Linked DNA regions of Homo sapiens: all the other regions are linked to region 1. The links are chromatin loops, found by intact Hi-C in ENCODE. Cell type or tissue: PC-9. All regions are shown on one strand.

What was found. Hi-C counts contacts between places; a loop is a spot of excess contacts. Peaks named below come from ENCODE experiments on the same cell type or tissue, not always from the same donor. Only the 100,000 strongest peaks of a DNase experiment are listed, where the experiment ranks them.
Region 2: it touches region 1 in a loop (5-fold over the local background); 10 of 110 quality-filtered maps call a loop at or near these places.
Region 3: a loop joins it to region 1, with 4 times the contacts of the local background. A loop is called at or near these places in 3 of 110 quality-filtered maps.

What each region holds. Positions count from the first base shown.
Region 1 is chr1:6,790,291-6,798,290 of GRCh38, forward strand. The region is part of intron 1 of CAMTA1 (calmodulin binding transcription activator 1); the gene reads left to right. Among named protein-coding and RNA genes, the nearest start is that of CAMTA1, 8.8 kb to the left of the region's middle. In PC-9, a CTCF peak has its summit at 4,048 (motif pointing right); a DNase peak (open chromatin) is centred at 5,561; H3K27ac peaks cover 1,172 bases.
Region 2 is chr1:6,856,126-6,864,125 of GRCh38, forward strand. All of the region lies in intron 3 of CAMTA1 (calmodulin binding transcription activator 1), which reads left to right. Among named protein-coding and RNA genes, the nearest start is that of CAMTA1, 75 kb to the left of the region's middle. In PC-9, no CTCF peak of the experiment used is centred here; DNase peaks (open chromatin) are centred at 4,056 and 4,436; H3K27ac peaks cover 2,128 bases.
Region 3 is chr1:7,039,834-7,047,833 of GRCh38, forward strand. All of the region lies in intron 3 of CAMTA1 (calmodulin binding transcription activator 1), which reads left to right. Among named protein-coding and RNA genes, the nearest start is that of CAMTA1-AS3, 30 kb to the left of the region's middle. In PC-9, a CTCF peak has its summit at 3,070 (motif pointing right); no DNase peak of the experiment used is centred here; H3K27me3 peaks cover 2,610 bases.

The DNA.
Region 1 (8,000 bases):
GAAGAGGGTGGGAGGGTGGACTGGGAGAGGCATTTAGCAGCTTTCCCCCAGACTGTGTGCAGAGTGTGAGAGAGAGAGAGAGAGAGTGTGTGTGTGTGTGTGTGTGTGTGTGTGTGTGTAGACAAAAGTAAAGTCAGCCTTCTTAATCTGATTGTGTAGGCATAACTTTTAGGTTGTTTAGATACATGATTGGTTGGAATGCTTATTTAATATTTGAACGGCAGCATCGCACTAGGCATTCTATAGAACATAGAGTCAAATGTATTTTTTATATAAGGAAGTGGTAGAAAAATATTTTTTTCTTCGGATTAACTGGTATGGTTCATAGTAGATAGTGAGAACTGTATGAGCTGCTGTTACATTTTCACTGCCATGAAGAATTATATCCAAATTTAATACCTAATTGATGCTCATTCTTAGGCTAGGCATCTGATATAATTATCACTTTTATTATATGACTTTTAATTTATGCTTTTTAATGGTATTATTATTTTTGTAAATTGCCTCAAATTCTTTGTGGGTACAGGTTAGGTATAAATAATGATAATAATAAAAATTACTAACAATTTGAAATACCCCTTTTCTTTTTTCCTCTATTAAATTAGATTTACCATCTCCACAACGTATATAGAAACCAATTCTGCTACTATTTCACTCTTGTGAAAACTCCTGTGTGAGGTTTGTAATATGTGGTTTGGCAGTATGAGTATGTGACTGAGTGTATTTTGTGTTGACAAGTGATGTGTGTGTTTCTTTTGCATTTCCATTATACAGATCTTTTCCTAAGGTGGTGTGTATCTTCTAGAATCATGTACCCTGTCCTTTTTTTTTTTTTTTTTTTAAATGTTCTAGGTGACTTAAATCCGACCTCCCTTTCTTTTCTTCGGCCTTTCCTTTTATTTTTTGTCCTTTCCCACATAGAGAGGTTTCTTCACTGACCTGTCATTATTATAAAAAAGTGTTTGTTAGATGTACTGTATTTGTAGCCTTTTAGTAAGAAGGGGATGCCCACCATCCCTTTGTCCTGTAGCACAAGGCATTGCTTCTTGTTTCCCTAAGAATAGGTAGATGGAATGAGATTTAAGCCAGAAGGCCGCTGGTAATAGTATTTGTAACTAGATAGCATCTCTAGATAAAACACTGGGTCCTTTCTGCTCTGGGCCTCCCCATGTAGGATTTTGGAAATTTTTTTTTGCTGCATTTAGCCAGCTTCTTTCTGTCTCTTTGGCTTGATACAATAAATTTCTTTAAGCACAGCCAAGTATATTATTTCATTTGGAGCCTTCATTTACAAGGAAGTATGGGGGCCTCTCCTAATGTTCCTTTGCCTGTTATATATAGTACTGCCTTTAGTTTTTGGTGTGTTTGAGAGTGAGAGTGAGAAGCATTCTTGCTCTGCTACTTTGTCTGTGTAACTTGAATAAGAGTGTACGGTCATTCACTCTATTTTCCAGATAGTGTATAATCTTTCTTTTTATTTTTCTTGAATACCTAATCAGGTTCGAGCTAGAGGTTGATCCGACTATCATATCCTTTTATTTTGTGCCATCCCTGGATATAGTGTCCCTTAGTCCTGTGATTAAGCCATGTTCCTATTTTGTCATTAGAGAGAGGGACTTACAAACATATAGATGGTCTCCCATGATAATTGTCATGCATTTATAAGGAAAGTGTTTCTTTTCTTTTTTTTTTTTTGAGGCTGAGTCTTGCTTTGTTGCCCAGGCACGATCTCCGCTCCCTGCAACCTCCGCCTTCCAGGTTCAAGCGATTGTCCTGCTTCAGCCTCCAAAGTAGCTGGGATTACAGGCGTGCACCACCATGCCCGGCTAATTTTTTTTCGTATTTTTAGTAGAGACGGGGTTTCACCATGTTGGCCAGGTTGGTCTTGAATTCCTGGCCTCAAGTGATCCGCCCACCTAGGCCTCCCAAAGTGCTGAGATTACAGGCATGAGCCAATGTGCCTGGCCGGAAGTGTTTCCTTGTATAAATTGACAATGGAGAGCAGTTCACGTGATGGGACAAAGTAAAGGGTGAGTAAAGGGTGGTTTTGGGTTTTTTTTTTTTTTTGCCATCAGTATGCTAGCTGTATATTTCTAAGGTTGTATTGCATCCTTCTGCTTTGAACACCATTGCTTGTAGAAGGTCATGGGCCTCCTGTGTAAAGATTGGTACTGTTTCCTGAGCATTTTTTTTTTTACCTCATTACCCTGGACTTACAGAGAAATATTATGTACCCCATTGCAAAGAGAGGCCAAGGGTCAGCCACATTATTTCCCCTTTTGCTCTTTTTCTGGAGGATTGTTCATTTACTTCGAACTGATTGACATGGCATAAGATGGAATGACTAGAGATTTTTTTTTTTAAAGGTTCCTCCATATTCAACCTCAGTGTTTGGCTCTATCCTGACATGGTTGCTTGTTCTCCTGTACATGAATCCTTTTGCAGTTACTTTCTTGTTTTTGTTTTTCAAATTTAGCCAGGGCTTTCAAGTCACGTAACATATCCTTTCCTGAGACTGTGAGCCGAAGGTAACTTCAAGGAAGATATGCTTGTTTGGGGCTGTATTCATCACTCTGCTCTCTACGGTTTTGTAGTTTTCATGTGTACAAAGTGACATTTCTTGAAAGAAACGTTTGGGGCTGTGTTCTTAATAGTTTTAAACATGTTATTATGTGGAGACTAAGTGGCAAAGGTCTCACCCCAACTTCATTTCTTCATACCACTCATATATATCTTATATATATATACCCCACTCTTATATATATATATACCCCACTCTTATATATATCTTATATATATCTCCCCTACCTGCAAATCCCAAAACAATAGTCATAGCAACAGAAAAGCAAAACCTTGTGAAGCCCAGCTCTGATTGGTTCTGCTGTGCAGTTCAGTCGCTAGTTTTGGACAGGTGCATAAGCAGATAATTTTTGGATGTGTAATATTCTCAGTGGGGCTGATGTGTGACTTTTGGGACATAGAGCATTCATTCGTTCAGCAGACCATGCAGTATCTCTTCCATTTTTTTCCCCTTATCAGTTACCACAAGGTAAGATTATGTATTCAGTCACTTAAAAACACTTGCAAAGTGGATTTTTCCCCATTTATTCCTATCTAACCATTGGAATAAATGTTGACAGTAGTAAATTACCATGTCCCTATTTTTGTGTTCAACATGTCTAAGAGAATGGGGAGCTAACTTCCAGTAAGGGCAGTACAGTCAGTCATGACTCTTTCTCCATGTAGCCTGTGCATTGTGCAGTGATGATTTATACTTTCAGCTAAATTTAGTGTCTATGATAAGGGATACATCAGATGTTTAAGTTCACTTAATCTCTTTTACAGTGTGCATTCAACAAGGTGTATTTGTGTCTTATATTAGAATGAAATGCAGATACAACCAGAGGTATTCTTTCAACGTAGAGAGAGAGAGAAAGCCTTTCTTTTTACAAGTTTTGAAAAAAAGTTATTGTCTATTTTTCCTTCATGGTGCTTGATTTAGATTGCCAGGAGTCATTTCTGAAGGTATATTAATACAATCAAGAATTAATGTTCTTAAAACTTAAATTTGTTTTTTAATCCTTTTCTGAAAAGTCATTTCTGAGGATATATGTGCCCTGTTGGTTTTCTGGGCACTTGGATATCAAATCATTTGGGAGTGATAATAAGAAATTGGTACAAAGTGTGAAATTATCAGATAGAAAGAAAAAAGATGTTATAGTGGAAAAAATTACTCATTTATGATTAAAAATAATCTCAAAGTGATGACTGGAAGTATAAATTCAGATATTTGAAGAAGAAATGGAATGTTGATAGGGTTATTGTATTGAATCAACACATGCACACGTATAAAGAATGCTCCCCAAAATGGGGACGCTTAGAGGACAAATAAGTTGATTGGATTGGTTTTAAGAAAAATATTGTTTGTCTTTTTAAAAAGTAATTGAAATAACCCTTCTTAGTGAAGAAAATGAAAACTTTGATGGAAGTTCAGCAGAATGGAATATTTAAAAAGATTCAAGAGAAGGATTTTTTTATTGCGAATCCACAAGGGGGTAGTGATGTTCTTTCAAAGATATTTGTGGTGGCAACAATGTGAGATGATCTCTTCACATTTTAGATTTACAGATAAAACTGGCATGTTTGCATTTTAACTTAATAAGATCTTCTTTTTAAAATGTTTATTGGCAAAATTGTTTATTGCTTAAATTAAAAAAAATCCATTTTGGGTGAATGGCTACTTTAAGCCATATGAATGGTAAAGAAGAGAGAATGTCCTTACAGTTTTGTGCTTTGGAGAGGTCACCAAGGATGTGAGGGTCACTGTTATTTTCTAAGAATGTAATAATCTTAAATTCCCTGGGAAACATTAGACATCTAGGAATCAGTTACTTAAGTGTCCTGAATAAAAGGATTTTAGTAAATTGTGTCTAAACTTTACAGAAGTTTGTATTACTAGTTGTATTTTCAGTGCTGCCGAGAGATGAAAAATATGAACAATCCATGCCACTAGCCACTTTTAATAGTTCTAAGTAAATCAAATTTTTATAATCTTTTTTATTAGTTTATATTACATCATTAGATAAAGGCTTTTTTTTTGTTTTTTTTGTTTTTTTGTTTTTTTGTTTTTTCTTCCCTCACATAAAAATTCAGGAGCTTTCTTCTGGTCACTGAGTTCCACCCCATATTATTCAGAATTACTTAAAATCAGGTGTGGTAGGCCTGTGCTGGGTCATTTTCAGTGGAGGACTGCCTAGCTGTATTATGCACTCATTTTTGAAAGTTATGCCGTGTGGTGGGAGAAAGATTTAAAGTTGGGGGGCGGCTGTGTCCTACTTATTTAGAGACACAACTAGTCATCACCTGTAACAAATGTGACTTCTTTTAAAACTTATTTTATCTTACTTTTTTTTAGAGACAGGGTCTCGCTCTGTTGCCCAGACTAGAGTGCAGTAGTGCAATCCATAGCTCACTGAAGCCTTGGCCTCCTGTGCTGAAATGATCCTCCTGCCTCAGCCCCCTGAGTGACTGGGACTACAGGTGTGTGTCACCATGGCTGCTTAGGTTTTTTTTTTCTCTTTTTCGTAGAGGTGGGGTCTTGCTGTATTGCCCAGGCTGGTCTTGAACTCCTGGTCTCAAGCAGTCCGTCTGCCTCAGCCTCCCGAAGTGCTGGGATTTACAAGTGTGAGCTACCATGCCCTGCCTAAAAAATATTATTTCTAACAATAACACAAAATAATTATGTGGTTTAGAAGTTATGATAGTTTGTGCCATATACATTGTATATTTTTCATTTTTGGTTTGTGGAAAAGGTTGTTAATTGAGCTTTTCTCTTTTTTTCTCCATTCCCTCATTCTGAGCAAGGAATGACTTTTTCTTTTATTTCCTTTACGAAATGACTTTGGTGTTTTAACATTCCAGAAGATACACTGTTTTTTATATGCTACTCTAAACTCTGCTGGGAACTGAACTATGACGTCAGCATTTTCATTCATGAATCTGATTCTTCTAAATTTTTTTCCTGTTTTGTATTCCTGAGCTGACTTCTGGCACATGCACAAATCAGTTTACCATTAGTCAGCCCATAAATCACTGATAAAAGGTAAAACAAAAGATAAGATACTGGAGTTATTTTGATAGTGCTATAGTTCTCATGCTGATTTGCATCAGTACAGTTTGGATAAGGTTTCTGGCTAAACAGATTGAAACCTAAAAAGTCAATTTAATTATCTCATGATTTTGTGACTTGAACTGTGTTGTGAACATATTGACACAATATTTTTGTTCTTACAGGAAGTTGAGAGTGCTATGCTATGGCTCCTTTGTTATAAAATAGCATTTCTTTTTTTTTTTTTTTTTTTTTTTTTTGGAGACGGTCTCACTGTGTCACTCAGTCTGGAGTGCAGTGGCATGATCTCTCTCGGCTTACTGCAGCCTCGACTTCTTGGGCTCAGGTGATCCCTCAGCCTCACAAGTAGCTGGGACTACAGGCACGCGCCACCATGCCTGGCTAATTTTTGTATTTTTTGCGGAGATGGAGTTTCGCCGTGTTGCCCAGGCTGGTCTCCAACTTGTGAATGCAAGTGATCCACCCACTTTGGCCTCCCAGAGTGCTGGGATTACAGGCGTGAGCCACTGAGCTGGCCTAAAGTAGCATTTCTTGTATAATTTGACTAAGTTGGAAGATTATATAATGCTTTATTTCAGAGAGGTTAGGCCTAGAGATTAAATGATGTTTTATTCAAATTACCTTTGTAATGGATTTAGATTTTTTTTTGGAGCATTTTCTTGCCTTTGACATATTTTAAATAACTTCATTGTTTGATACTTTTATTTTAAGATATTATTATTGTGGTGGAACTAGCCTAGTATTCCTTGTATTGGACTTAGGGTGCATCTACCCTGGATTGTGCACTCGTGTAGCTGTTGACTCCGGTTTCTCCTCTAGGGAGGTCACTGCTTGCAGTTCAGTACTACGTTAGAACAGTTCTTGAAGAAATCTTATTTGGAGTTTTCTTCTGCAGGCCAAATTTCAGGCTAAGCCTCCGGCCCATAGTATCTTTCAAGCCTGCTGTAGCTGATGAATGGTGAGCCGTAAAAAAGTTTATTTTCTCTACTTTCGTGGGGGATTTGCTGACTTTCTGGATACTCAATTGCCAAGAAACATTTAGAAATAAAACGTGTTATATTTAGGAATCATCATTTTAGCTAAATAATAATGCATGATTAGAATTGATGATTCAAGCTGCAACCACTTTGATTGATACCCAGTCTTACTCTTGAGATCACTTTTTTTTCTGAGACAGTCTTGCTTTGTCACCCAGACTGGAGTGTAGTGGCGTGATCTTGTGTCACTGCAGCCTCCACTTCTCGGGCCTAAGCAGTCCTCCTGCCTCAGTCCCCCAAGTGACTGAGGCTATAGGTGCGTGCCACCATGCCAGGCTAATTTTTGTAGAGACGGGGTTTTGCCCTGTTGTCCAGGCTGGTCTCATACTACAGGGCTCAAGTGATCCTCCTGCATCGGCCTCCCAAAGTGCTGGGATGACAAGCATGAACCACCACGTTCGGCTGAGATGACTTTTTATTTTTTATTTACTGGGTTTTTTTTTTTTTGAGATGGAATCTAGCTCTGTCACCCAGGCTGGAGTGCAGTGGCATGATCTTGGCTCACCGCAACCTCTGCCTCCTGTGTTCAAGCAATTCTCCCACCTCAGCCTCCTGAGTAGCTGGGATTACATGCATGCACCACCACGCCTAGCTAATTTTTGTTTTTTTTAGCAGAGACGGGGTTTTACCATGTTGGCCAGGCTGGTCTCAAACTCCCGACCTCAGCTGATCTGCCTGCCTCTGCCTCCCAAAGTGCTGGGATTACAGACGTGAGCCACCGCGCCTGTCTTGAGATGACTTTTTAAATGCCATAACAACTCACAGATCCTGTGTCCTCCCATTCTTAAATGAAACTAGAGCTTTGTGTTCCTTTAGGTTAAACTAAATTATCTAATAGGTAACAGAAGAGTGGTCTGTTAGCTGGCTTTCTCCTTTCAGTAGATTTGCTAAGAGAAAGGAAATAAAAGCAAGTAGACTGTGAATAAACATTGAAGATGACTTAAATGACATTGTTTTCCCTAATAATGAAATAATTTATATATTATTTAAATATAATTTCTATAAAAGAATCTATTTGCAAGTGATAATGAAGAAAGGAATTTTTTTTTTTTTTTTTGAGACAAAGTCTTGCTCTTGTCCCCCAGGCTGCAGTGCGATGGCGCGATCTTGGTTCATTGCAACCTCCGCCGCCTTGGTTCAAGCGATTCTCCTGCCTCGCCCCCCAAGTAGCTAGGATTACAGGTGCTGAACACCACGCTGGGCTAATTTTTGTATTTTTAGTTGAGACACCATGTTGGCCAGGCTGGTCTTGAACTCCTGACCTCAGGTGATTCACCCACCTCGGCCTCCCAAAGTGCTGGGATTACAGGTGTGAGCTACCGCACCCAGCCTAA
Region 2 (8,000 bases), 66 kb after region 1:
TAGTCTCTGGAGGCTGGAGCAGCTGCAGGTGCTTGTAGAGATGGGTACTGGAGAAGCCACCTGCGTTGCAGGAGCTGGACGCCATACAATTAACACAATGTAGAGCAATCTGGAAGGCTGTATATATCAAGATGGCCAAGATGGAACCAGTGTTTTTTTTTTTTTTTCTCTGTGACAGATAGAATTATGATGCTTCCCCCTGCCGCTTTTTTTTTTTTTTGGTATTCATTCAGCATTTATTTAATGAATGTTGAGTATTTTCTCTATTCCAGACAATGTGTTTGTTACGAGATACATAACAGCAGACAAAATAGACATTGAACTTGTTTTTGCAGTTTATAGGCTGATAGGACAGTCAGTCATTCATCTGAGCTCTTTTGTGCCAGGCACTATTCTAGTCACTGGGGGGATAGATGGATAGATTAAATAGATTGGTTAGATAGATGGGATGGATGTATGGATAGATAGATGGATCAAGATAAAATCTTGCTTTCAAAGGGAGACAGCCATTGAGCAGATAATTAATTATAAGAATGGGTACATACTTACACAGTGCTATAAAGGGTGTAAGAAGGAAAAATACAGGCTGCTACAAGAGAGGACAATGTAATTCAGATGAGAAGCCAGGGCAGACTTCTCTTAGAAAGTGATATTTTTATGATGAAAGTGATGAGGAGGAGGTTAGCTTGGTGAGATGAGTGATCAGAGAAGAATGATCTAGATGGAGGGGAGGCTTGCGGGCAGACTTCATGATGGGAAGAGCTCGGCATGTCTGAAGTGAGGAGTGGGAGGTCTCTAGAGGGTAGGGGGAGGTAGAGAGTGGCAGGAGAAGAGGCCACAGCAGGGGTCATGCTACTCACAGCCATAGGCCACCTTGGAAACTAGGGTGTCCCTGTGAAGGGTTGCCCGTGATAGAGGTCTGAAATAGGAGATTCTTGGACTGTTTTGCTATTTACAGCCACCGTGTGGGGTGCTGAGTGGTCAGGGGATTGGAGGCAAGAATGGAAGTTGAGAGACCACTGGGTGCAATTTGCAGGAATCCAGTGAAAGTTAACGGTGGAGGTGGCGCCAAGGCCCAGCAGTGGAGCTGGAGATAACTGGATGGCTTGGAGATGGGGTTTGGAAATAGAGTCATTCAGAACTGGTGATGGATTGAGTGTGGGCTGGGAGAGACAGGGAGACATTGAGAATAACTCCCAGGTTTCTGGCTTAAGTCATTACATGGCATGTGATGCCATTTTCTGTGTACTTTTGTAGTGAATACGAATTACTTGTTCAATTAAAAAAGTAAAATAAGTTTGGATTTGCAGATGAAGAAGGCTTTGGTGACCAAACAAACAAAACCAAAGCAGTTGCAGTGAAAGTGAAGAGGTGGAGATAGTTGCTACAGACTACTGCAGTTCTGCATCTTCAAAGAAGCCAGAAAGTAGCAGGCAAGGTAGGGTCGGGCTGTAGGACAAGGACATGTGTTTTGTTTACAGAGTAGGATAGATGTGAGCAACTTTCATTGGGAGAGAGAGCTAGACCATAGAGGGAAGAGAAGGCATTCGTTAACTCAACAAATATTTGAATGTCTGTATGACAGGCAATACTCTAAGCTCTTGGAACATACAAAACATAAAAAACATTCCTGTCTTCTGGAGCTTAATGTTCTAAAGTGGGGACACTGAAAATCAAATCATGTGCCGAGTGCACTGTAAAAAGAAAAAAAAAGCCTATTAATGGGGAGATCTAGGGATGTTGAGGTGGGACGGCCAGAAGGATGTAATTTTATGTTGTGGGTGGCACTGATGGATTTGATGCCACTAGAATGCAAGATATGCCAGGGCAGAGATTTTAGTTTTACTCACTGCTGCATCTCCAGTTTAGAATGGTGCCTGGCACATAGTAAATGCTCAATAAAGAATTGCTGTGCGAATGAATTAATGATTCAGGATCCCAGGAATGGGAAGGAATGAGGAGTGGGATACTGAAGAAAGAAAGATAGGCCAGTCATAAATGAAGACATATTGTAGGGATGTTAGTACTGATATCTCCAATTCAAATTACAGTTGTTTTTGCTTTTAAAGGATTTTAACTGTTCAATTGTATTTTGAATTCTTTGAATTAGCTTTGTTTCATGGCATTCATTTTGTTTACTGTATGTTTCTTAGACACAGTAATATAGTTTACAGAACTACTTATCCTTAGGGACATTACCCACTTAAGAAGTGACTGTTTTCAGTATTATTACAATAAAATTGAGATTACATATCACTTTGTATATTGAGGTTCTGTTACAACCTGTCTTTTCAGCATTATCCTTAAAGTGGTGTGTGTGGTGGTGGTGGTGGTGGTGGTGGTGGTGTGTGTGTGTGTGTTGGGGGGGGGGTGTTGTGATTGTTTTATGCCCATTACAGAAACCAGTTTAGCCGGCATTATACTGGTGTGGTTATATATTAAATAAGTTAAATTTCTTGCAGCTACTCTTTTGATCAGTTAATTGGTCTGATCCTATAGTGGGTATTTTCATGGGTCTCTGCTAAGTTTAGCCTCACAATGATTTTGTGTGTCTGAAATCGTATTGACAGGCTGTAGCTCCTTCTAATTTATGCATGCGTGAAGAAGATTGTCCTCTATTTGCTGAGTCTTATGCTTTTATATGAGGACCCCAGTGTCGTAACTTTGCCATAACTCAGGAAGATCTAACTTCTGACTGTGCAGTATAGAGCATTCCTTTGTCTAAAAAAATAATATGGATGTTTTAAGACCATTCAGTCATAACTGGAAGCTGCCTTATAGTTAAAGGACTTTACATATTAATGAAGAAAGGGAACATACAAATCATTATGTCCTTTTTGCCATAGATTGCTGTCCCCTCCCATAGAAATTATCTTATTATATTTTATTACAACAGTGTATGTAAAATATATACTTATAAAAGTAATAAATGGTCTTTGAAAAATTCTAATAACAGGAGTGTAGAGATTATAAACTGATTTTATCCTAAAATTGTACATCCTAGGAGATAACCATTGTGAGCAATTTGATTTATATCCTTTTTTGGACTTTACAAATGCTTGTGTAAATCGCGTGTGTGTTGTATGTATATATGTTTGAGTGTACATACAAGAGGAATCATATACAGCTTCCCTGTTTTTTCCTCCCCATTTATACACCATGTTGTGGACATTTTTGTGTCAGTGCCTGTGTGTGGGTATGTGTGTGCATAAAGACATAGCACGGGTATGCCATAAAAAGTTTTCAGCCAATCCCTTATTGGTTGTCGTCATATTTTGCTCTTACAATAAGTGATGCACTTAACATCTCCAGTTATGTTCTAGGACAGAAGTGCTTGTCAGAGTGTAAATATTTGACATATGCCCTTAGAAATGTTGTACCAGGCCAGGTGCAGTGGCCACTCCTGTAATTCCAGCAGTTTGAAAGGTCTGGGCAGAAGGATCACTTGAGCCCAGGAGTTCAAGACCAGCCTGGGCAACATAGGGAGACCTGGCTTTACACAAAATAAACAAAATTAGCTGGGCATGGTTGTGCGTTCCTGTGGTCCCAGCTGCTCGGGAAGCTAAGGTGGGAGGATCACTTGAGCCCAGGAAGTCGAGGCTGCAGTGAGCTGTGATCGTGCGAGTGCACCCCAGCCTGTGCAACAGAGTAAGTCCGTGTCTCAAAAAAAAGAAAAGAAAAGAAATGTTGTAGAATACCAATTTGGACTCTCATTAGCTAAAAGTGAGAGCATCCATTTCCCCAAACCCTTACCAATGGTAAGTGTTGTCAGTCTTTTAAATCCTTTCTCAGCCCAACAGGTAGAAGACTCAGATCTCCTTTTAATTTACATTTCTTTGTATATTCCTGCAATTTAGCATGGTTTGACCATTTATGCTATTTTTTTGGATATGTTACTTTTTATAATAGTCTTCAGTCTTTTTTTCTAGTAGGTTCTTCGTTCTTTTTCTTTCTGATTTCTGTTTTTCTTTTAAAAGAAGTATGTATAATATTTCTCCCTTTAGTCATCTGTATTTCAGTCTTAGTTTTCTTAACTCATTATGTCCTCATGCCAATCCTATGAGTCATGCTCCCAAACTCTGAATCTTTTTGGCCTTGATGGCATGTGTACTTGGTCTTTCCCACACCAGTAATTAAGTATTCTCCCTAGATTTTCTTCTTTGTTTTGAATTTTTATCCTTAGATGTTTAATATAGCTGAACTTTTTTTATATGTGAATGGGATGAGTTAGAGCTCTAATTTCATTTTTCTCCAAATAAGATGGTTATTATTGAGTCATTGATCATTTTCTACTGATTTGAGATGTTGCCATTACCATGTGCTAAGTTTCCACAAATATGTGGTTTTTTACCTGAACTCCTTGTTCATTGATCTGTTTATTCTGTGCCTACAAAATTACCACATTGTTTTTTCTTTCCTTATACACTGATTTAGTTTTTGTCATTCTAACATATTGTAAAGAGGAAAGTATTGCTCCTATTCTGTTCTTAAAGGTCTATCAGGGCCGGGCGCAATGACTCACACCCGTAATCTCAGCACTTTGGGAAGTCGAGGTGGGCGGATTACTTGGAGGTCAGGAGTTCAAGACCAGCCTGGCCAACATGGTGAAACCCCATCTCTACTAAAAATACAAAAAATTAGCCTGGCGTGGTGGTGCATGCCTGTAATCCCAGCTACTTGGGAGGCTGAGGTGGGAGAACTGCTTGAACCCGGGAGGCAGAAGTTGTAGTGACCCCAGATTGTGTCATTGCCCTCCAGCCTGGGTGACAGAGTGAGACTCCATCTCAAAAAAACAAAACAAAAAAACCAAAAAACTGTCAGAAGTGGAGTGTGACTTACTTTTTTTTTTTTTTTTTTGGGTCAGAGTCTTGCCCTGTCACCCAGGCTGGAGTGCAGTGGTGTAATCTCAACTCACTGCAACCTCCACCTCCCGGGTTCAAGTGATTCTCGTGGCTCAGCCTCCCAAGTAGCAGGCACATGCCACCACGCCCGGCTAATTTTTGTGTTGTTGGTAGAGATGGGGTTTCACCTCGTTGTCCAGGCTGTTCTTGAACTCCTGACCTCAAGCGATCCGCCCGCCTTGGCCTCCCAAAGTTCTGGGATTACAGGCATGAGCCACTGCGCCTGGCCATGGAGTGTGACTTTACAGTAGAGATTCATTTGTCTAACATCTCTGTTACTGGTTTCAGTAAGATCACATCATCTTTTTTGTCCTTTGGCAGCAGAAGTTGTAGGTTAACGAAAACTAAAGCAACTTTTCTTGTCACTGAGATGGAATTGAAATGATCTCTAACCCATACTTCTTCAGCCATGACTTCTCACATCTTAGAACACATTAAAAATAAGAATATTTGTAGGACGTACTGGAGAATGAATGAGTATCCTTGAGGTCAGAAACCACTGGTCAGGGGTTAGCGTGGCTTAGTTCCCCTCACAAGGCACGTGTAACCCATTTACATTGAACTGCATGTCAGTAGGGAAGTGTTTAGGAAGTGCTGCTGTAGGCTAATGTTCTTCAACTTTAAAATTTTCTCATGACACGTCATTGTAGCTTGATATGGATTGGCCAAACTGCTTTAAAAAATTTTTAATTGTGGTAAAATATACATATATAAAATTTGTTGTCTTAACCATTTAAACATTCACATTGCTGTGCAACCATCAGCACCATCCATCTCCAGAACTCTTCTCATCTTGTAAAACCGAAACTCTGTACCCAGTCAACAGTAACTCCCCATTCTCCCTACCCCTCGCCCCCGGCAACCACCCTTTTACTGTCTGTCTGTATGAATTTGACTATTCTAAGTACCTCATAAAGTGAAGTCATATAGTATTTGTCTTTTTTTTTTTTTTTTGAGACGGAGTCTTACTCTGTCACCCAGGCTGGAGTGCAGTGGTGCAATCTTGGCTCACTGCAACCCCTGCCTCCCGGGTTCAAGCTATTCTCCTGCCTCAGCCTCCTGAGTAGCTGGGATTACAGGCTTCTGCCACAATGCCTGGCTACTTTTTATATTTTTAGTAGAGACAGGATTTCACCATGTTGGCCATGGTTGGCCAGGCTGGTCTCAAACTCCTGACTTCAGGTGTTCCACCTGCCTCGGCCTCCCAAAGTGCTAGGATTGCAGGCGTGAGCCACCACGCCCAGCCTAGTATTTGTCTTTTTTTGTGACTGGTCTATTTCATTTAGCCTTATATCATCAAGGTTCGTCCATGTTGGAGCATGTGTTAGCCTTTCCTGCCCTTTAAAGGCTGAATTCGTTATGTGCACACCACATTTTGTTGATTTGTTCATCCATCCATGGGTGCATGGGTTGTTTCAGCCTTTGGGTATTTTGAATAATGCCATGAACATAGGTGTAAAATCTGAGAGCCAGACGTCTTGAAAGAGTTTTGTTTTTTTTCTTTCATTTTTTAACTATTCCAATTTGAATTTAGCTTCCATTATTCCGCCAAACCTTCTTTCTTAGATCACTATTAAGTAGAAGGAACATTTTTCCTTTTTAATGATTTTTCAGACATACTCACCCACTTTGGCTGTGCCATCCTCCCTTGGCTCTTGGGATGGTGCATGCCCCCTGTTTCTCTCCCACTTAGGAGATTTCCTTTGTGACCCTCCTCTCGCATCATTTAAAGGTGGAATTTCCCCAGAGCTTGACCCTGGGCCTTCTGTCTGTGACCATTAAATGTGGGTATTTCTCAGCAATTAGAGCGAGGCTCTTTTCTTTTCCCTTGTTTTGGAAAGAAGAGAGTCAAAAAAGCTTAATCAAATAATCTCATCTTTTACCCAAAAAAGATAACTATTTTCTTCGGGAAAAAAGGTGACAAGAATATAAATCATCAGAATTACACTAATTTGTTTCTGAAGGAAATGATAAACTTTCCCCCAGCTTTGTTGAGGTATAATTGACAAGTAAAAGGTGTATATGTTCAAAGTATACAATGTAATTTGATGTGTGTGTACATTGTGTAATGATTAGCACAATCAACCAGCACGTCCCTCACTATACGGTGTTTTACTGTGTGTGTATGGTGGAGGAGAGGAGTGAGGACACTTAAGATCTGCTTATTAATTTGCTTAGCAAATTTCAAATAAACAATACAGTATTATTAGCTGTAGTCACCGTGCTGTACATTACAGCCCCAGAAAATATTCATCTTATAACCAAAAGTTTATACCCTTTGACCACCATCTCCCCATTCCCTCCCCAACCCCTGTGAGTTCAGGCCCTTCTCTATATTCCTTCTTATTCTAGGTGACCCCCATCTGCTTACAGAGATCCAATCTGCTGATGGCTCCTAGGTTTGTTTCATGAGGTCAGAGCTCTTTGCTGAGCCCCACTCCAGAGCTGCCTCCTTGCTGTCTATGCTGAGTGTCTGATGGGTGCTCCAGCCTCATGTCTGAGATAGAGCTTCATGATTTTCCTCCCACGTCCCCTTCCGTGTTCTCAGTGAAGGGTACTTGAGCCTCCCAGGCGATCAAGTCAAATTTCAGGGATCAGTTTTAAAGTAAACTTTTTAATTTAGGATAGTTTCAGAGTTATAGAAATGTCTGAAGAATATTAAGGAGAGTTCCTGTGCACTCCACACCTGTTTCCCCTGCTAACATTACTGTGGTACATGTTTCACACCAGTGAACCAGTACCAACACATTATTTACACTGAACTCTACACTTCATTCAGATTTCCTTAATTTTCCCCTAAAGTCTTGTTCTTTTTCAGAATCCCATTCAGGATGCCACGTTACATCTAGTTGTCATATATCTTCTTAGGCTCCATTAGACTGACAGTTTGTTAGATTTCTTCTTGTTTTTGTTGACCTTGACAGACTAAGTATTTTATACAGTGTTCTTCAATTTGGATTTGTCTACTGTTTTTCTCGTGATTAGACTTGGATAATGGGTTTTGGGGAAGGAAGACCACAGCGGCAAAGTACCATTCTCATCACATCATATCAAGGGTACCTGCTCTCAACATGATTTACTACTGATGATATTAACCTT
Region 3 (8,000 bases), 250 kb after region 1:
ATAATTTACTTTCCTGGAAAGATATAGACAAGTCATTTCAATTGCCTTTTTTCTGGGGGCGTGTACCCTACAGATTCTGCTTGGAGTTGGTTGGAGTCCATTAGAAGTGGCAAAACATTTTTTTTTTTTTATGGAGGAATTCAGGAACTTTTAGAGCTTTGCAGTGCATATTTTAAAATATGTTAAGTGCTATCAGAAGGCTTGGATACTTCAATCTTCTTTAAATAAATGGATTTTACAATTGCAAAGTGGCGACTTTTCTTTTTTTGGGTGGCAACTCACCACAGCCCCACCTTTCAAGTGAAATTTTAGACACGCTAACTGTGATTTTTTTTTTTTTTTGGCTTTTAGCATTTTGGAATAAAGTCGAAAGTTTCAAAAGCTGCCAGCATATTTCAATTTAATCTGCTGCTGTGTTGTCTCTTGATAGCGTAATGCCAGGGCTACAGAGATGTTTTCACGATGTAAATAATTTGTGTACTGTAAGTTGTCTAAACACGGCATGCGTGTGATCCGGTGCAATCAGATTGCTTGGATATGGCTTTACGTGACGGACTGTAATGGTTGCTTCGGAGTCATTAGAGCCTAGTATGTAAATAATCCACATTTTAAAATTGTCTTAAATGTGCTTAGACAATGGATGAATGCCTCCTCTGGATTCATTAATTCCATCAAGAATTCACAGTTCACAGCACCTGAAGGCATCAGCCTGCTTCTTCCCAAATGAGCTCTTGGCACTGTCAGCTTGCCCGTCTCCCAGGTGTACCCGTAAGCAGGGAGTCAGGGGTCATCTTTTCACCTTGACATGTGCAAGGTCATGACCACAGCCAGGTACAATACAGAATAAAACCCTGACCTAGGACTTTCTGCCTTGGCCATGGATCTCCCTCTTTTTTTTTTTTTTTTTAAAGACAGAGTCTCACTCTGCGGTCCAGGCTGGCGTGTGCAATGGCGCGATCTTGGCTCACTGCAGCCTCTGCCTCCCTGGTTGAAGCGATTCCCCTGCCTCAGCCTCTCGAGTAGCTGGGACCACAGATGTGCACCACCATACCCAGCTAATCTTTGTTTTTAGTAGAGACTGGGTTTCACCATGTTGGCCAGGATGGTCTCGATCTCTTGACCTCATGATCTGCCCGCCTCAGCCTCCCAAAGTGCTGGGATTACAGGCATGAGCCATGGTGCCTGGCCCTCCCTCTGTTTTTTAAGACAGGTGCGTGTGGGCGCAGGAGGCGGAGGGCCCTTATGCTGCCCTGGCATTTTGGAGGAGCAGGGAAATGAGATAAAGCTGCAAAATGACTCCCTAAAAGTTGGCCCCAAGCCAGTGCGGGCGACGGTGTCAGCCACCCTTGGTTCATTTTCTACACGAGGCCCCACACGGCCCCGGAGCTGGAGCTTCTACCGAAGGGTTGCCCTCTGTCCCCTTCTCGGCTTCCTCTGCAGAGGGGCTCAGAGCCAGTCCAGTCAGACCTGCGAGGCCTGGGCTGTGGCTGCTGTGGCTTTGCCAGCATCTATTGTCTAAGAGGGCTGGGGAAGCTCACTGTTTGAAACACACACACACAACAGAACATAAATCAGAGGCAGAATCTTTTAACATTTACAGTTTTAAGTGAAATTCCTGTTGAGAGTCTCTTAAGCTAGATTTATATCTGATTTTGCATTGAACTGTGTCGTTATGTGGGGCTGAGAAACTCTTACGAAATTAAGCATAATGCGAAAACATGCTGAAAAGACAGTTCTGTAGAAATGTGAAACATTATTATGTTATAGAATATTGGAGTGAAGAAATACGCATAAAGGCACAATTACCATGGACATTTTCCTTTTAATGATCCTTGTACAATCCTTGGCAGAAAGGTTTGCTGACGTCTCCTCGTAGATAAAGGAAAATTGAGACGATATTGATATTCTACATCCGTTTTGAATTCCAAAGAATATCAGGAGAGCGAACCAGTCTGTCTTCATATTCAAAACAGCAAGGCCTAGACTATCTCGATACCTTGGGAGGATCTGTCATTAGTGTTTGGGGATTTGACTGAAGCCTCCACACTATGGACAGACCAAGTGGTGGCAATAATGTGTGCAGGGGTTAACGTCTGAATGCTCTGATCTGGAAGCTTCTAGAAGCTCCTAGAATGGGTTGAGGTTGTTGGATGCTTGTCCCTGGAGAGTTTTTAGGGTTTAAAGCATCTGTCTAGAATGTCTTGAGAGTGTCCTTGGGGATAGGGTGATAGAGGTGCTTGCTTGTGCTAAGGTTTGTTCCAGGATACCCTGTTCAGCTTTGTTTTCCACAGGAGAATTCCCCTCCTCCAGCCTCTGACTTCTGCTGCCCTGGCTTAGGGCTAAGGGGATATTGATCATGGCCCCTGGGATTTTATCTTTCCTTTCAGTCTCCAGAATGACTCCCAAAGCAGATGCTGCTTCTCTTGCCTCCTCGTCCCCCTTCCCTGGGCTGCCCTGGCACCATAGCCTGGGTACCCAGTGTACCATGGAGTGTGGGCAGAAACGCTGTTTCTTCCTCTTGTTCCTGGCCGACCTTCTTCTCTTGGCTGGGACTTGTGATTCCAGTGGGGGGAAAGGAGCCCAGTTTCCCTGCCTCTCCCTGTTCAGCCCTGGAGCAGCTGGAGCAGGGCTGGTGGTGGCGCTGAGATCGCAAGCCTTCCAGAAACCCTTCCTCCCCCTGAGCTCATGGCAGGTCCCCTGGCAGGGGGAAAGCTTTTGCTAAAAACCTCCCTGAGCCCGTGCCCTCTAAGCCTGGCATTGAGATGCCACCAGCTGGTCGGGGGAGGGGGAGCAGCAGCCGAGATGCCGCCCCAGGTTGGAGCGCGGAGGCCTTTCGCATTTGCTCTGGAAGCATCATCTGAGAAGCCCTAGCGGGTTTTGCTCAGGGTCAGGTGACAGCCAGTCTCCTCCCTTCAGTAGGGCTGGCAGCAGCTCCCGACTCACAGTTCCTTCTCTTCTGCTCTTCTCAGAACCTCTTAAAGGACCTCTAGGCGTTTGTTACCTAGAGTTGCTTGAAATTAAGCTATTTAATTCTAATTTGGCTGTGCAATATCTGATTCTTGACCACCAGAGGTCACTGTAATAAGGTAGAAAGCAGGTGTTTCTGAGAGTCTTCAATGTGTGGTTGCCTCAAGAAAACAAAATGAAATCAACCAAACCACCCCCCAAGTTTCTTCACTGGCCTGGGTGTGCTGCAGTGTGCTCTGGGGCATGGACACGCAGCCCCAGCTTTCTCACTTGTGGAAGGTCTGCCCAGCTGTGGAGCCTGGCAGGACGGGACAGGTGGCCACTTAGGGAACATTTGACTGCCAAGGCCGCTGGCACAGGCCTCTGGGCAGGCTTGCTTTCATAGGATGGTGGGTGCATCGGGGCCTCACTCAGAGGCAGGGGCCCTCCTCTTTCCCCCACCCTACGCTCACCCTGAGCTGCATTCTCAAAGTCCATTTCTGGCAGCAACCTGGGGTTAGATTTTCTTAGGTTAATTAGGCTTGTCTGCCTTACCTTTCTGTGTGTGCACTTGAGTGTGTGCATGTCTCTGTGTGTGTGTGTGTGCACGTGCCTGCTCCGTCAGGTGGGGTCAGTAATAGTGCTGTCCACCTACAGCTATTTGGTGTTAAAAGGAGATGGTGCATGATGTCGGGTGCTTAAAAGCACAGGGCTTGTTTTCCAGCTAGTGTCCGGGAAATGTGAGCCATCAAAATTCTCATCCAGAGGCTCGGCGGAAAACATTTACCCCGTTGCAGAATGGCTTCGACTCTTTCTCAGACCCACCCTTCCTGTCCTCTTTGGTTGGTCATCTTCCTTATATGGTGACGTTTTTCAGTAGAACGTAAGAAACGCCTGCCTTTATTAGCAGTGGCTCCTGAAGGTTGGTTCCAGGGAAGCTGTTTTCGTCTTCGGTGGGTGGCTCACGGGAGAACATTAGGGCCTTGGGGGTGCAGTTTGGCAGGCTTTGCATTTAGCAAATACTCGGGCCCTCAGGCTAGAGCTTTTGTGAGACTGCTCACGCACTGGTTTCTCTTCCAGCTCTAAATCCCCGAGTTGCCGGAACACAGAGAAATTAGAGATGCATGTGATCTCCGCAGGGGGCCAGGCAGCCAGGGGAGAGGGTGGTTCTGGATGCAGGAGCTCACATTCCTCACTGGGAACATTTGGAGGATATAGGTCTAGGGGAGGGTGACTGTATTACCTGGATCCTCCAGAGGGCCATTAGGGCTGCCAGCGGAGGTCAGGAGCAGTGATCTACGGGAGATGCTGCCGCCATCCCCTTCAGTGGGAATTTCTCCTGGATGTCTCTGCAGAAGGCACGTGGGTGTCACATATGCACACACATGCATGCACAGCGCATGGCTGGGGCTGCAGAGCAGGCGCCCCAGTGTCATGGACCCTGTGGCCACAGCTGCTGGGCCTGTTCACACACGGTTGGGACTGGCCAAGGGTCTCACCCAGACTAGACGGGAATGGGGGAGACCCAGAGAGACGCAGAGCAGTGCCGCTGGGGACCCCGGGGACTCAGAGCAGTGCCGCTGGGGACCCTGGGGACTCACAGCAGTACTGCTGGGGACGCCGAGGACGCAGAGCCGTGCCACTGGGGACCCCGGGAAAGCAGGGCAGTGCCACTGGGACCCAGATCATGCCCCTCTGCATGTAACCGATGGCACAAACACCAGGCCTTCAGCAGGGCCATAAGCATCTGAGGCTAGGAAGGCACATGCGTGATTAGCAGATGGGTGATGGGGCCTCTAGCGGGCAGATTCTGTGGTGGCGCTGAAACAGGAGACGTCCTCTCCGACCTTGGAGACCTGGCATTTGGAGCCTGAATGAGCCAGAGACAGGAAGCCTGTCCCTCCCCTCTCTGGGCGACCTTCCGAGGAGGCATCAGCTCTTCCCTTGCTTTGGGGAGGGAACTTACCCTGCGTGCAGTCCTCCTGCCCCCCTGCCTGGCGCATCTTTCCCCCTCACGTCCTCTCCCCCACTCCCTCCTCTTCCCGCCTGTGGTTTTCTTTCCCATTCCTGTCTGCCAGCAGTGCCTCCTCTCCCCATTAACATCCCGCCATTTTGATTAAAAAAAAAAATCCCCCAAAATAAAAACTCATACTTGTTTCTATGGGCTTCCTATGTTTCTTTGGAAGCAGCCTCTTCATAAACCCAGTGAATAAATCTCTTCAATTGTTGAGACTCCTGTAAGAGAGTCTGGTGAAGTATAGCTTGTACCTGAACACTGCGCAAATGAGTCTATCCTGTTTTTAATCATGGGCCAGAACTAAGCTAATGTTTTATGTGCTTCTCTTTTAAAATCCTCCTAAGGACCCCGAGAAGCCAGCACTAATATCATCCCCACGTTTTAGACGCAAAGCAGTTCAAAGTGTTTAAAAGATAACTTGGTGGTGGTCACCCAGCGAAAGGTGGCAGAACCCAAAAGCTTGCTCCTTATCCACTGTGACTTGGCCTCCAGGGATGAGACCAACCTCTCCTGGAAGGGCATTGCTGTTGCTAGCCACACCTGCCCGTCTGGCCCCCTCCTGCTGTAGTTGGAAGCATCTTTCCTGTTCATTCTGTCCTCAGCTGAAATAGCAAACAGCTGGTCACCATCCGGCACCAAATACCCCCAATACCTGAGACTGCATGTCTGACTAGTCATTAATTTGTACCCCCCAGCAGGCCAACCTCAAACTCTTTAAACTTTATATATATCTACATTTGAAAGATTATTTTTATTCCATTAGAGCCGTTACATCCTTATTGTAGATGCCCTTAGCAAGAAGGGTTTCTGGAAGGGGAGGCCCTAGAAGGTGACTATCGGTACTGAATCCTGGTTCTTTTGATTCCAGATATGAAATTGGCTTTTAGAGCACATTGTGCTGATTAAGCCCAAATAACACCACATGAGTAGATTTTAAAAGTCTCCTCTTGAAGACGTCCTCTAGCATCTGTTGTTGGATTGTGTGGCTGATACGGGCTTGGAGTTAAGCACATCCTTCCTCGATACTAGTTCTCTCTTTCCATTAAAAAATGCAAATGCAGAGGCCTCGAATGTGCCCGATTTAGATGTTTTGATATGGAAAGGTAATGTTAATAAGGGCATTTGGCAGTGATGCACTGAAGAAAATAAAACAGACGCATGGTTTAGGTTCTGCTGTTCCTTCCCAAACTGCTTTTCCAGGCATCCAAAACCCAGCTCTTCTGAAAGGGCCTGGGATTCTCCAGTGGGTGCCTTGGTTGGGAGGGGACCCCTTCATGAGAATCTCCCTCTTCTCTGACCTCTCTCAGTAGAAGTGCACAGAAAGTCTGATCTCAGATCTGCCTCTGCATATTAATAGCAATATTATGTTTAAATTGAAAATTTCATTTTTCCTGCCTGGTGTGCAGGCAAATAATTGAGACCTAATTTACTTTATTTAATAAGCTAGTAGCCAATGTAGTTAAGCCCACACTGATAAAAACTTGGAGGGCATTTGTTGACAACCTCCCACATTTTTCTGGCTGGCTTGGTTGGACCTGGAACAGCAGGAGGCCAGGATACCAGAGCCTCCCAAGTCCCAGAGAACTCCCAAAGGGTCTCCCAGCTGCCGGAGGCTTCCAGAGGGAGGGAGTGCCACATGGGAGCTGTCCGTGGTTCTTGTGGCTGAAATTGGCAGGGCTCCATGGTGCTCACTGGCAAGGGCTGCAGCAGCCTGGGGCTGCCGTCTGTGTTCCATCCCGGATGCAGCTGATGTGCTCACTCTGCAGACATTTCTTAGTGCCTAACTCTGCTGGCCAGGTGAACAAGGCCCTGTTTTTCCCTTGAAGATCTCATGGTTCAGTGGGAGAGACAGTGGGAGAGAGGAGAAAGTGACTAACTCCACTTAGGAATGTGTGTGGTTTAGGGGCAAGAGTGTGAGTTTTGGACTCATGTTCTTAAATGCTGACCTCAATAAATATGTTTAAATTCTTTGAGCCTTGATTTTTCTTATCTGTAAAAATGCAAGTACAGATAGTAGAGCTTTTCTTCCAGCTTGTTAAAAGGAGAAACTATAAAACCTAATGTGAAATGCTGCCATGGAGCAGTGACCATCACAACTGCTGCCGGAGTAGACATGGGAGATAGCCTTAGCACTGAGAGTTGATATTTCTGTTTTTCCTCCTGGGTGCCCATGGTGGAACTCTTCCTCCCTGCCCCCTTTGAAGTTAGGAGTGGTTGTACAACTGACTTTGGCTCATGCAGGGTGAGCAGAAGTGACATGTGTGGTTTGCTATGTGCCCTTCTCCTGACTCAGTAATCAGGGCTGCTTGTGCTGAGGTGGAGGCTCCAGCAGCCTGGATCCCTGAGTGACTACATGGAGTGGAGTCTCCTCCCCCACAACATGCAGGGGATGTGTGGTGTGAACAAGTGGCTTTTTGTTGAAGCCACTGAACTGTTAGGGTCAATTGTTATTGTTACTGCAGTATAACATCTTGTCCTGACTAAAGGTTCAGGAGGATAGATTTTCTCCCTTCGGTGAGAAGGAGGGTACTCCACAGACAAGGTTACACTTCAGCACAGTCTTAAATCAGGACTCTGCATTCTCTAGATGCAGGAGGGGATAAGGGAATTCCAGATGGAGGAACTGGCACACGCAGGACCTGAAGGATAAGGTCTCTGGCTGTCAAGTAGATTTACATTTCTCCATTGTCCCTCCTCTCTTCCGCTTACCTTTCTTTCTCTCTTCTCCATTCCTGTCCCCACCCTTCTTCAGCTTCCTCCCTTTCATTCTCTTTTCTTGCCAGGTGTCCTGAGGCTCTGAGTGACCCTAGAAGTTGCCCTTTAACTGGCCAGTGTCTCCAAAGTGGTTGCATGTCTCGAAGCTCTTTGCGGCCTCATTTCCTCCTGCTCATTGGTTGGCTTTGGCTTTCTCTCTCTCTCTCTCTCTTTTTTTTTTTTTTTTGGAGGTTACTAGGATTAGAGATTGAAGCTGATAAGTGCAGCTTCTCCACTTGGTGGGTGGTGATGGTGGTGGAGCGTCATCCGAGCAGGGGATATG